Linked DNA regions of Mus musculus: region 1 is linked to region 2. The links are chromatin loops, found by intact Hi-C in ENCODE. Cell type or tissue: heart. All regions are shown on one strand. Links, peaks and the distances in the headings refer to the core of each region. The heading gives the core; the rest is flanking DNA.

What was found. Peaks named below come from ENCODE experiments on the same cell type or tissue, not always from the same donor. Only the 100,000 strongest peaks of a DNase experiment are listed, where the experiment ranks them.
Region 1: it touches region 2 in a loop (2.1-fold over the local background); 6 of 42 quality-filtered maps call a loop at or near these places.

The regions. Positions count from the first base shown.
Region 1 is chr2:6,476,287-6,481,662 of GRCm38, forward strand. It overlaps Gm13391 (a long non-coding RNA gene), which reads left to right. Exons shown (of 3, transcript XR_373980.2): 3 at 1,955-2,333. It overlaps Gm52546 (a long non-coding RNA gene), which reads right to left and starts at 1,806. Exons shown (of 3, transcript XR_003953993.1): 1 at 877-1,806. In heart, for the core only: a CTCF peak has its summit at 2,828; DNase peaks (open chromatin) are centred at 1,835, 2,195, 2,855 and 3,535; H3K27ac peaks cover 2,153 bases.
Region 2 is chr2:6,537,134-6,542,509 of GRCm38, forward strand. Celf2 (CUGBP, Elav-like family member 2) reads right to left here. Exons shown (of 14, transcript NM_001110228.1): 14 at 2,561-5,376. Among named protein-coding and RNA genes, the nearest start is that of Gm52546, 62 kb to the left of the region's middle. In heart, for the core only: no CTCF peak of the experiment used is centred there; a DNase peak (open chromatin) is centred at 3,148; H3K27ac peaks cover 810 bases.

The DNA of each region.
Region 1 (5,376 bases), core at 70-5,069, 61 kb before region 2:
CATCATATGATCCAACAACCCCAGTCCTGGGTATACATACATACATGCATACATACATACATATATACATGTGTGTGTGTGTGTGTATGTTTATAGAGAGAATAAAATAAAATAAATTGGGGTTTTGTTTGTTTGTTCCTGTATTTTGGGACAGGGTTTCTCTGTGTGGCCCTGGCTCTCCTGAAACTCATTCTGTAGACCAAATTGGTCTAAGTGTCAGAGATCCGTCTGTCTCTGCCTTCCAAATGTTGGGATTAAAGGTGTGGACCACCATGTGGTTTAAACCTACTATCTTGAAGAGATATTTGTCCTTCCATGACCAGTGCATTGTTGCTCAAGCCCATGAGAGGTGACTAGGTAATGGCAGTGCAGAACACACACACACTCCGGCCTAGTTAACCCTTAAAAAGACAGAAGCCTGGATGCTTTTGTCAACTCAGAAGAACCTGGAAATCAAGAGGCTAAGTGAGATGAGCGAGTCACAGAGGGGTAGATCCTGCTGTCCAAAGTATTTAAATAAACCCACAGAAGTGCATACTACAGCGTGGTTGCCTGGGGTTGAGGGTGAGAAGCAGGGGGTGGGGTGGGGTGGAGTCGGGAGTGTTACTCCCAGTTGGCCTGACTTTCAGTTGTGTGGCTAATAGTGTGGCAATTATGAGGAAGCCAGATGTGCTGTCACATGACTGAAATCCCAAGGCTTGGTGAGGTCGAGGCAAGATTTGGTTACCACCAAAGAAGAAAGAAAAAAAAGCAAAAACAACAACAACAAAAACAAAACCCCAAACAACAACAGTAAGCAAACAAACACACAAATGAAACAATAAACCCACAGAGGGTACACGGGAGTTTTGAGGTGATGGAGATGATGTCTGTTACCTTGGATTCAGTGAGATCGTCACGAACGAAGCAAACATGTCTGTAGTCATCTGTACATTAAGTGCTTGCATTTGGGGAGTTAACTGGTGGTAGCTTTGTGTGGCTCTAAACCCAGCCCTGGGGACCAGAGACAGCCAAACCTCCAGAGTGCTTGTCCAGCTAGCCTAGCTGAGTCCAGAGCCTCTTATCTGGTGAGAGACCCTGTGTGGAGTCGGTAAGAATGAGCACAATAGAAAAGACACATGGTGTCCTGCTCTGGTGAGCACACGTGCATTTATGGGTGCATGTCCATGCACAGTCATGTGCGTGCATCACACACACACTACACACAGAAATAAAGACATTAGTTATACCTCAGTAAAGCTTCTTCAAAAAGAAGTCTGTTTAATGCTTTGAAAAATATCTTTGTGATCTGTTTTCTTCATGTGCCTAGCATGTGAGGAGTTTCCTTCTGGCTCTGGAGATACTGAACTGGGGTTTGCATGTGCAAGGCAAGCAAGCGTTCCTCCACTGAGCCCCCTCCCTCCCTCCCAAGCCTTTCTTCATGATGCAGTGAGAGAGAGTGGGCTCCTCAGGAAGGCAGCACGGTGCCACACCAATCATATAAGATGAGCACATTCCTGTGTTAGAAAAGATGATGCCTGGCTGGCTCTACTGCGTCCCACTGCCTGTTGCCCTCTGTCCCCATCACCCTCTTCTTTTTGAGGATGAGAGAATATAATAAAGAAGGGAAGGTTCTAGTTGTCTCCTCTTGTCATCTCAGCCATGCCCAGGAGGAGCTGCGGAGAAAGTGTTGAAGTCTCTAGAATCACAGCCAACAAGTGCTAACTCACCCCTTTTCCTCTTTCCCTCCCTGTCACTATCTCCCCTGTGACCTGGGATTCACCTCTCTTGGGCCCAGAGAGCTGGAAGGAGTGACAGAAAGGCCATGAGGAGACCTGGTTTCTTGAACCATATGAATCAGTGCCCACCAAGTGTCCTGCAGAGACCCTGTTGCTGGCCCTGGCCCGGGCCCTGTGCCGGGTAAGCAATGCTTTCTAGTCTCTGTTGCTGGATCTTATCTCGTGATTCTCTACAGGGTCTGCAGCATCCCCAGCTTTTACAACAGATTCCATAATCTGTTTGGTGGAGTACTGGAAAATCCTACCGAAGACATGGAAGCTACCAGACCTTCTTCAAACGGGTGAAATCTCATAGCATCTTGGCTTATCTTGACAGCTGACATCTACTTTAAGTCGAAGTGTTTACTCATCAAGACGTCTTTGCCGACACGCACACTTGCCTGAAGACATCACGCACACATGCGTAAGCACTCACGTGGACCCGAGGGTTTGCAGCCTCACAGGAACAGTGCTCGTGGAGGAAGTCCTGTGTGACTCATTCTGTTTGTGTGCTTGGCTGATGTTTCCGGTTTCCATGTAATTTGCTCCTTTTGTATCAAGACAGAAGTAACGGTGTTTTGCCTCTTTTATTACTTATTGTAATCACTGTGGTATTCAGGATCATCTGCAAAACACCATTCAGCAGGAGGGTGGGCACATCGACAGCCTCTTCCCTGTCAGGGTGAAAGCAGAGGGTGTCACCCTTGTCAGATGTCTTGATGAGGCAGAAGGGACAGAAATGCTAGCAGGGCGAGGTCCCTGACCTGCTAATAGACAGGCCCGATTTCCTCTGAAGGGGAGCTCTTGTGTTTTCCCAGCTGGCAAGGCCCAGACTCTCTTCTGTCGATTATTATTTTGTTTCAAAGGCTGCTGGGCTGAGCTGTCCAAATATGGCAGCAGAAGATGGAGCAAGCCCCGTCAAACGTTCAGACTATGAGGCTCCACTCAGAGGTTAGATGTTCTTGGCTTTTTTTGTGGAAAGGTTTAACAGCTTCCTTCCTTCCCGTGCTCCCTCCTGGCCCTCCCAGGGGTTCATAACAGCTGCCAATGCCTCCGTGCTGCCACAGGGAGGACATCTGGTACGGGGCCATCCTGGGGCCTGGCTTTTTGCCATGAACACGTGACAAGAAAGATGGGGTGCTGGGGGCTGGAGCCTTGGCTCGGTTGGAGAAGTCCTAGAGTATAAGCATGTAAACAAAGCCGGGGGCAGACTCATGCGCTTGTTATCCCAGTACTGGGGAAGCAGGAGGAGGAGGCCGGTGCTCACTGTGCAGCCAGGCCGGGTAGCAAGCCCCAAGCAAGATAAAGACGACGCTGTTTCAAATGACAAGGTGGACGGCTCATGAGAGGCAACCCCTGAAAGTTTTCTTCTGGCTTCCATATGTATACACACACACACACACACACACACACACACACACACACACACACACACTCACATATGAAAACAGGAAGGAAGAAAGGAGGGAGGGAAGGAAGAAGGGAGGGAGGGGAGGAAGAGGAGAAGAGAGGAGAGAGCAAGGGAGATGGCTGCGCATGTTTAGGATACTAAATCTTAATCTGTAACCTCTTCAAAGAGATATTGCAAGTGGCTTCTTGTTCCTGAAATGACAAATGGCCCATTTAAAGCCCCCGGCTTTCTGCAGGTATGGAATGGGAGTGTGAGTGTCATAGGTGAGCGGCTCCTCTGCCCCTCCATTTCCTTCTCTGCTGTTTATGTCATGCTGATGGATGCCTCTGCTGCCTTTTGTCTTCTGAGCTGTGACTCTGTTGTGGGGAAGCAGGGGATTCCCAAGGAAAGCCAAGGCCACCAAGGCCAGCTGGTAAGCCGGGAGTTCTCACCTCTGCTTGTCTCCAGAAAGTGACAGGGCAGACCCACCTGTCTCCTAGAAGCAGATCCTCAGACAGCCTTCTCGCCAGGCAGGGGTGGGCATCTTTCAGGTATAAACTCAGAATATCATCACGGGTGATGTCAAACCCTGACTAGTGGTGTCTATTCAGCTCTGTGTGTACACGAGAGAAAGTGTGGCCTCACATTCCCAAGCCCCACAGGAGTAGATTTAGAATGTCAGTGCCTGGTCATGGCAATGGCTACTGTTTCTCTTTTCTTTTCTTTTCTTTTCTTTTCTTTTCTTTTCTTTTCTTTTCTTTTCTTTTCTTTTCCTTTCCTTTCCTTTCCTTTCCTTTCTTTTTTCTTTTCTTTTCTTTTTTTCTCTTTTCTTTTTTTCTCTTCTCTTTTCTTCCTTTTCTTTTTTTTACTGGATATTTTCTTTATTTACATTTCAAATATTTTCTTCTTTCCAGATCTCCCCTTTGGAAACTCCCTATCCTATGCCCCCTCCTTCTGCCTCTATAAAGGTGCTCCCCCACCTACCCACTCCTGCCTTCCTGCCCTGGCATTCCCAAGGGCCTCTCCTCCTACTGATGTCCGACAAGTCCATCCTCTGTGAACTCTTCAGAGAGGCTGTGAACTGGCTAGTTTGTGTCAACTTGACACAGACTAGAGTTATCACAGAGAAAGGAGCTTCAGTTGGGGAAATGCCTCCATGAGATCCAGCTGTAAGGCATTTTCTCAGTTAGTGATCAAGGGGGGAAGGCCCCTTGTGGGTGGGACCATCTCTGGGCTGGTAGTCTTGGTTCTATAAGGGAGCAGGCTGAGCAAGCCAGGGGAAGCAAGCCAGTAAGTAACATCCCTCCATGGCCTCTGCATCAGCTCCTGCTTCCTGACCTGTTTGAGTCCCAGTCCTGACTTCCTTGGTGATGAACAGCAATGTGGAAGTGTAAACTGAATAAACCCTTCCCTCCCCAACTTGCTTCTTGGTCATGATGTTTGTGCAGGACTAGAAACCCTGACTAAGACACTCTGCCACATATGAAGCTGGAGCCATGGGTCCCTCCATTGTAGTCTTTGGTTGGTGGTCAAGTCCTCATGATCTCTGGGGGTGTCTGGCCTGTTTACATTGTTGATACCCCCATGGGGCTGCAAACCCCCTCAGCTCCTTTAGTCTCTTCTCCAATTCTCCATCGGGGACCCCACACTCAGTTGAATGGTTGGCTGCAAGCTTCCGCCTTTGTATTTGTCAGGCTCTGGTGGAGTCTCTCCGGAGACGTGGCTAGTGTTTCTAAAAGGCTTTGTATTGCCTCGAAGAATGCTCCAAATAGATTATTTCATTGAAATCATCCCTTTAGTGCAAGGTGTCTCCCATGTGGTTCTGGGTGCAGCAGTAGACACAAGACAGCCACACAACAGGCTACTATTTAACCTAGAAAAAAGAAGACTCTAATACTTGGCCATCATGTGGATGATCCTTGAAGATAGGATGCCAAGAGAAATAAACGCATTACAAAAAGACAAACACTGGAATTTCACTCACAGGAGATCCCCGGAGTGTGGAGTGGCAGCCAAGGTCTGGGGAAGGAGGCTATAGGAAGCCATTGATTAGTAGAGGCAGAGGTTTCCTTTTACAAGGGCCCTGGGAGGGATGCTGATGTTGGCTATGTGGATGCATGCTCGCTGCCCTTCAGCACACACTTTAAGGTAGCCAGGATGGAACAGTGTGCATACTTGTATTTTAGCATTATTTAAAAGATGATGCCTGATGGCGTCCTGTTGTGAAGG
Region 2 (5,376 bases), core at 234-5,233:
GGCATATCCTGCCATTGAGGACTCAGTGCCTAAGGACTCAGAGGGAAGTTTCTTCCTGCATATTTGGGGCTCACAAGCACAATTATTCTTCCTCATTATCACTTCTGTCTTAGGCCTCCCAAAGTGGTTCCTGACTTTTGCTATGAGGCTTTTAATTTCTATCATCCTCAACCCATTCCAGTCAGACCTCTTTCTCTATGAATTTCCTGGGTTATTTCCCATCTAACAAAGAATGCTTTGCTATCATCCCAGTCAAATCATTGGCCACATTCCTGCATCCATCCTGTCTGCCCTCTGACCCATCCTCTTTCCCTGCCTCCATGATCACCAGGCTCTGTATGAGGCACTGATACAGGGAGGATAAGAGCTGGTCCCTTCCCTTAGAGAGCATGCATCTTGCCGGGAGACAGGCACGCACATGTGCTCAGTACCTGGTGACTAGCAGATGCTGTGCTGTATTACCAAGTTTTACAGGGAGATGAAGGAGGCTCCACGTGTAGTGAAAAGCTGCTGTCAGTTACTCTGTGGCCAAGCAGTAACTTATGTGTGCTTTGACTAACAAAATTGGCTTTCTAAATGAAACATGACATGGTGCTCAGTAAAACAACAGAAACAGAGCATTTTTGGTTAATTAGGATGACATAGCGCGCACTCCACTCAGCTCTCTCTGTACTTCTGAGACCCACCTTTGCTCTCCCCAGCACGATCACACACAAACCTAGCCTGGTTGTTGCTAAAGATATCAATTTGCCTTGGAAAGGTCTAGAATCTGCAAGTCCCTGAGAGGCAGACCTACAGGTGACCTTGTCTTTTCCGTGTTGGCTACAAACTGGAAGAGCTGGGAGGAGCTTGGTGTGAGAATAATGTGTTAATTTGCTGTCTCAGGTCCTAAGCAGCCTGCTGGCTTCATGGGGACAGTTGTCACCTTTGGACAATTTCTTAGGAAGGGGAAATATCTGTTCTAGGACTTGGTAGTACAGTCTTTTCAGATGAAAAGACTGTAGATTCTAGCCAGCCATGACTGAGTTACCCATGAAACCCAGGGAGAGCCTTGAGAGGCTCTAGGCATGCCTGAGAGGACAGCAAGCAGAGTGCCAAGCTTTGACTGTGCTGCTATTTATTCATTCATTGAGTCTTACTGAACAGTTATGTTGAAATCCAACTGTTTTGAGTGTGCTCACATATACTAGGTAGTTTCACCTTGTTATGTTAATGGTGAAATTAAAACACACACAGGCTACAACAGTAATTAGTGAGAGAGCTGGCATTCAAACTGGGCTCTCCAGCAAATCCACACTTGGAGATCCTTATGTGGGACTTAAGCTAAGGTGACTCATTACAGGACACAGTGCCTGTGTGTGTTCTGTTTATAGACACACATTTTTGTCTTAAACATATCCCTCTGAAGCATCAAGGAGAAGCTGATACCAGGCTGGTTTAGTGACCATCAGTAAGGCTAAAGAAAATGTCATTGTTCCCCATGAAGCAGCTCCTGGCACTGATCAACTCAGAGACAACTGTTGCACCCTGAATTCCCAGGCCTGGAACACTCCAGACTCCGGGTTGCTGACCTACTGAGAGGGGAATGTGCTAGCTTGCATGTCTCTTGTGCTGCTGAGGCTTACAGCTCTCCTGCCTATGGCCTTGGACATGGTCTTAAAAGAATGGCCAGCTCTTAATGGCTGAGCCCAGATCCAGCACACCAATGTTTTCAATGTTACCTCTTTTAGACAGCACGGTGCCACCAAGGGGAGGTTATCAAGCCCCTCCCTTGATTTGACAACATGTACCTGACCCTGGCCTCTGACAACAAGCATTCAGTTTTGGGGTGTGTTACAGGTTTAGAAATTGGAAATTTGAGGTGGGAAGAGACAGAGAATGGAAGAAGAGTTTCTGTTCCCCATAAAGGGTAAGATCTGTTTCATAAAGGATTAGATAGATGCCTGTGCCATTGTGCAGGCAGATATTTAGTTTTTCTTAGACTCATATGCAAGAAAGTGAAACAAATTTAACTTAAAATGCTCCAAGGTGGAGAGATCCAATAGAAATGCCATTTTTTTCAAACTGCAAGCCTGTAGAAAAAGTCAAAATCCTCTCAAAGGGCCAAGCAGCAGGCCTTCCTGGAAAGCCTGCAAACTCAGGCCTGCTCCCTCTCGCAAGGAGTGACTTTGAAATCTTACCATCTCACCCAGAATGATCAAACGCTTGCTCTGCTGTTCCTCATTCTGTCGTCCAGAATAGAACTGCTCATGTCCTCCACAGAAAATGGCTTTAGTGTCACCTCATCTGACCCACACGCTGCCATTAGTGGCCTGCATCCCTCTATTGTCCCTTTCTTCAGAGCCCAAGGAGATTACACATTCAGAAGGCAGTGGGCTTTCTAGGCTAGGATGCAGATAGGTACTTTCTAGTGGTCTTGGGAGGTGAAAGGATTGTGTTTTTTTGTTTGTTTGTTTTGCTTTGTTGCACACAGCACTTGGCTAGAGTTTAGCCACAGCCACCAAAAAGACAGGTCTCCAGGCCCTTGCTAAAATGTACTCAGAAGAACTTCCCCCTTCACTTTTTTTGTTTCCAAAGTCCATTTATTGAATATTAATTCATAAAGACAATGCTATAATTTTAATGAAAAATATCCTATATCATTGAAGACTTAAATGAACAATACCCCTTAAAGACACTGCTTTGAGAAAGAATCACATTCACTTTGCACACAAATCCTTTCTTAAGCTTTATTTAAGAAATCGAGTACTATATAGTTCAATATATATAAGACACATCCAGTATTGTGTTCCTGATAGCAAGTGCATAGATTTTGTTAAGATACCATTTTCACTCGATAGAAACGGTTCATGGTCACATGAAGGTAATATCTCCAGTGAATTTGCCCAAGCATGAGAGGAAAAAAAAACAGAACACAGCAAAAATAGTGAACTACAACAGAATGAAAAACAAAACCAGTGAATTAGTAGAACAGTCGATTCCTGATAAGTGAATAAGCTGATTGTCTGGCCACAGTGTTTTATTCACTTATCAGGAACGATGCATGGTCCGCTTGTGTTCACTGCATTGCCTAGCCTGCTAGCTACGAGCCTGCAGATCACACCCCATTGCTTCGGCCTGGCAGGCATATGGCTTCCATCAGCCAGTGAATGCTGACAGTTGTCTGGCTTCTCATGGTGGCCTGTGCATGGGCAGACCTGCTCACAACCATGGTGGGAGTTACACAAAAAATAAACGCTGAGTGTGAATTTAAGCAGCGGCTGACTTTATAGTCACAAGTGCTTACAGGACCGAGCCTTTGTGTCTTCGGTAGAAAAGCCCAGTTTGTCTTTCAGTGCGCGAACATCATGCCCTGTGCTGAATGGTGGTCATATTAGGATTTCAAAAAGAAACACATCTTGGAACAAATTTTACCATCCTCTTTCCCAGGCCTTCCCTCCCTGATGCCGCCCATTCCTCCAGAAAAGAAAAAGAAACCACACTTTGGTCTTCCCTCACTAGTGAAGCAGTGGCCTTTCAGAGGCAACTGAGCAAGCAGGCCCCGCCCTGAGAAAGCCAGCACAGGTGTCACTAGGAATCAGCTTTTGTCAGAGTAGGAGCAGGGCTCGGAACCTCATGCCCAGTGAGAGGTTTGGCCTAGGGAAAGAGCCACCTTTCTTCTGTTTGGTAGGCCCATGGTTGTTGACCTGACTGAAGAAAGGGGCCTGAGGGGCCAGCTGAAACCAGAGGGTGGGCAGCCAGAGCTTTCGCTGACACCAGCTCAGGTGTCCTGGCACGGGCGAGAAGAGAAGGGAGCAGATAGCCATGGGAAATACTCTTTGAGGGCAGCCAGACTCCTGAGCAAGTAGACAGTAGAGCGGGGAGGGCTTGTCACAGCATGGGCAGTGGGGCAGTTCTTCTCTGATCAGGGGTTGGGTACAGTGAGAGCACATCTCCTTCCTATCCTGTGTCTACTGCGGTGGGGGGGGGGGAGGGGGAGGGGGGACGACAATGGACCTATGGCATTCTGAGCTCCCCTTTGTAAACAGACAGCAAGGACTTGAGCAGAATTCTCCCCACCTCCCTCATTGAATACCTGGAAGTCTTCCCACTTCTGTGAGTGGTAATAATTGAAGCTACTCCTGGATTAAATTGATGAGCGAATAGAAATGCACTTCTATACATACCCATTGATCAGTGCAGCACACACCTAAGCTTAATGGTTTTTAGCTGCCCGCTGTTGGCCAGCTGGCTTTATTTTACCTCTCCCTGAGGGTGTGCCTCTTTTATAAGGGCTTTCTAACCCTCTCTAACCCTGACTGTAGTCATGAGACTTCGTACCTGAAGGTAGATGAAGAAGCCCTGGGTCTACTGCTTCTGTCCCTCTTAAGGTTTATAGGAGAGACTTCACGGATGTTAGGAACTGTGGATAGGAGGGAGGGGAGAGGAAAGAACATGTGTGGTCAAAAGACCATAAAATGCCTTGCCAAGTGTAGCCCTCTAGGCGGTCCTAGAGGGATCAGAGGGAAAGGCGTATTGTCTTGGAAGCATCAGTCAGGGGTAGGCTGTGGATGAACCAGAGGTGGGATGTGTAGTTTCTTCGTGTCCCAAATCAGATATTCACTTAGGTGGAATCGACTGTATCTTTTTACACAACATAAAGAAAAGAACAGATACGTGCAACAGTGAGGTTGTGTAGATGTGTCACCAACACAGAATGATTACCAACAATACAACACGCAGAGAGAGAAACAAGTATTAGGAAAATGGTTTAATATTGGAGACAGAAGCAAAAAACCGCATCACACAATAACATACATTACAAAAATAAGTCTGACTGTTTCAACTACACGGTTATGTTCACAATGAGGACAGAAGGGTCAGAAAAAACTTCGATCTAAACAGCAAAAAAGCAAACTCCTAAAGTTTAACTAATACATTTATCCACTTAAAGTGACTGAGTACTTCTAAATCTAATTATCTTATTGTGTAACTGCACAGTACAGAATAAAGAGTGAAACTTACCGCTGTATTTTAAGACAAAATTCTAATGCTAGATATAAGCAAAGGGAAAAAAAGAAATCAAGCCAAAGTTTTTAATTCTTAAAGGAAAAGCAACTTTCTTCCTATCAACCAGAAATCAAACTTGAAATCAGTCATTGTCAGGGGGCCCACAAGAGTAAGCCACAAAAATTTCCATTTTTTTTTAATCTCCAGTATAAAAAATCCCACTGGTACAAAATGCGTAAGTACAATCAGTTGTAGAAATAGGAAAGCCTGCATTTTTGTTTTTTGGCTCAAATTCCATCAAACAACAAAATCCAAATGCATCAATAAAACAGAAACAATACTCAAATGGTCTTACAGTTTCCACTAGGTTGCATTAACTTTGGCTTT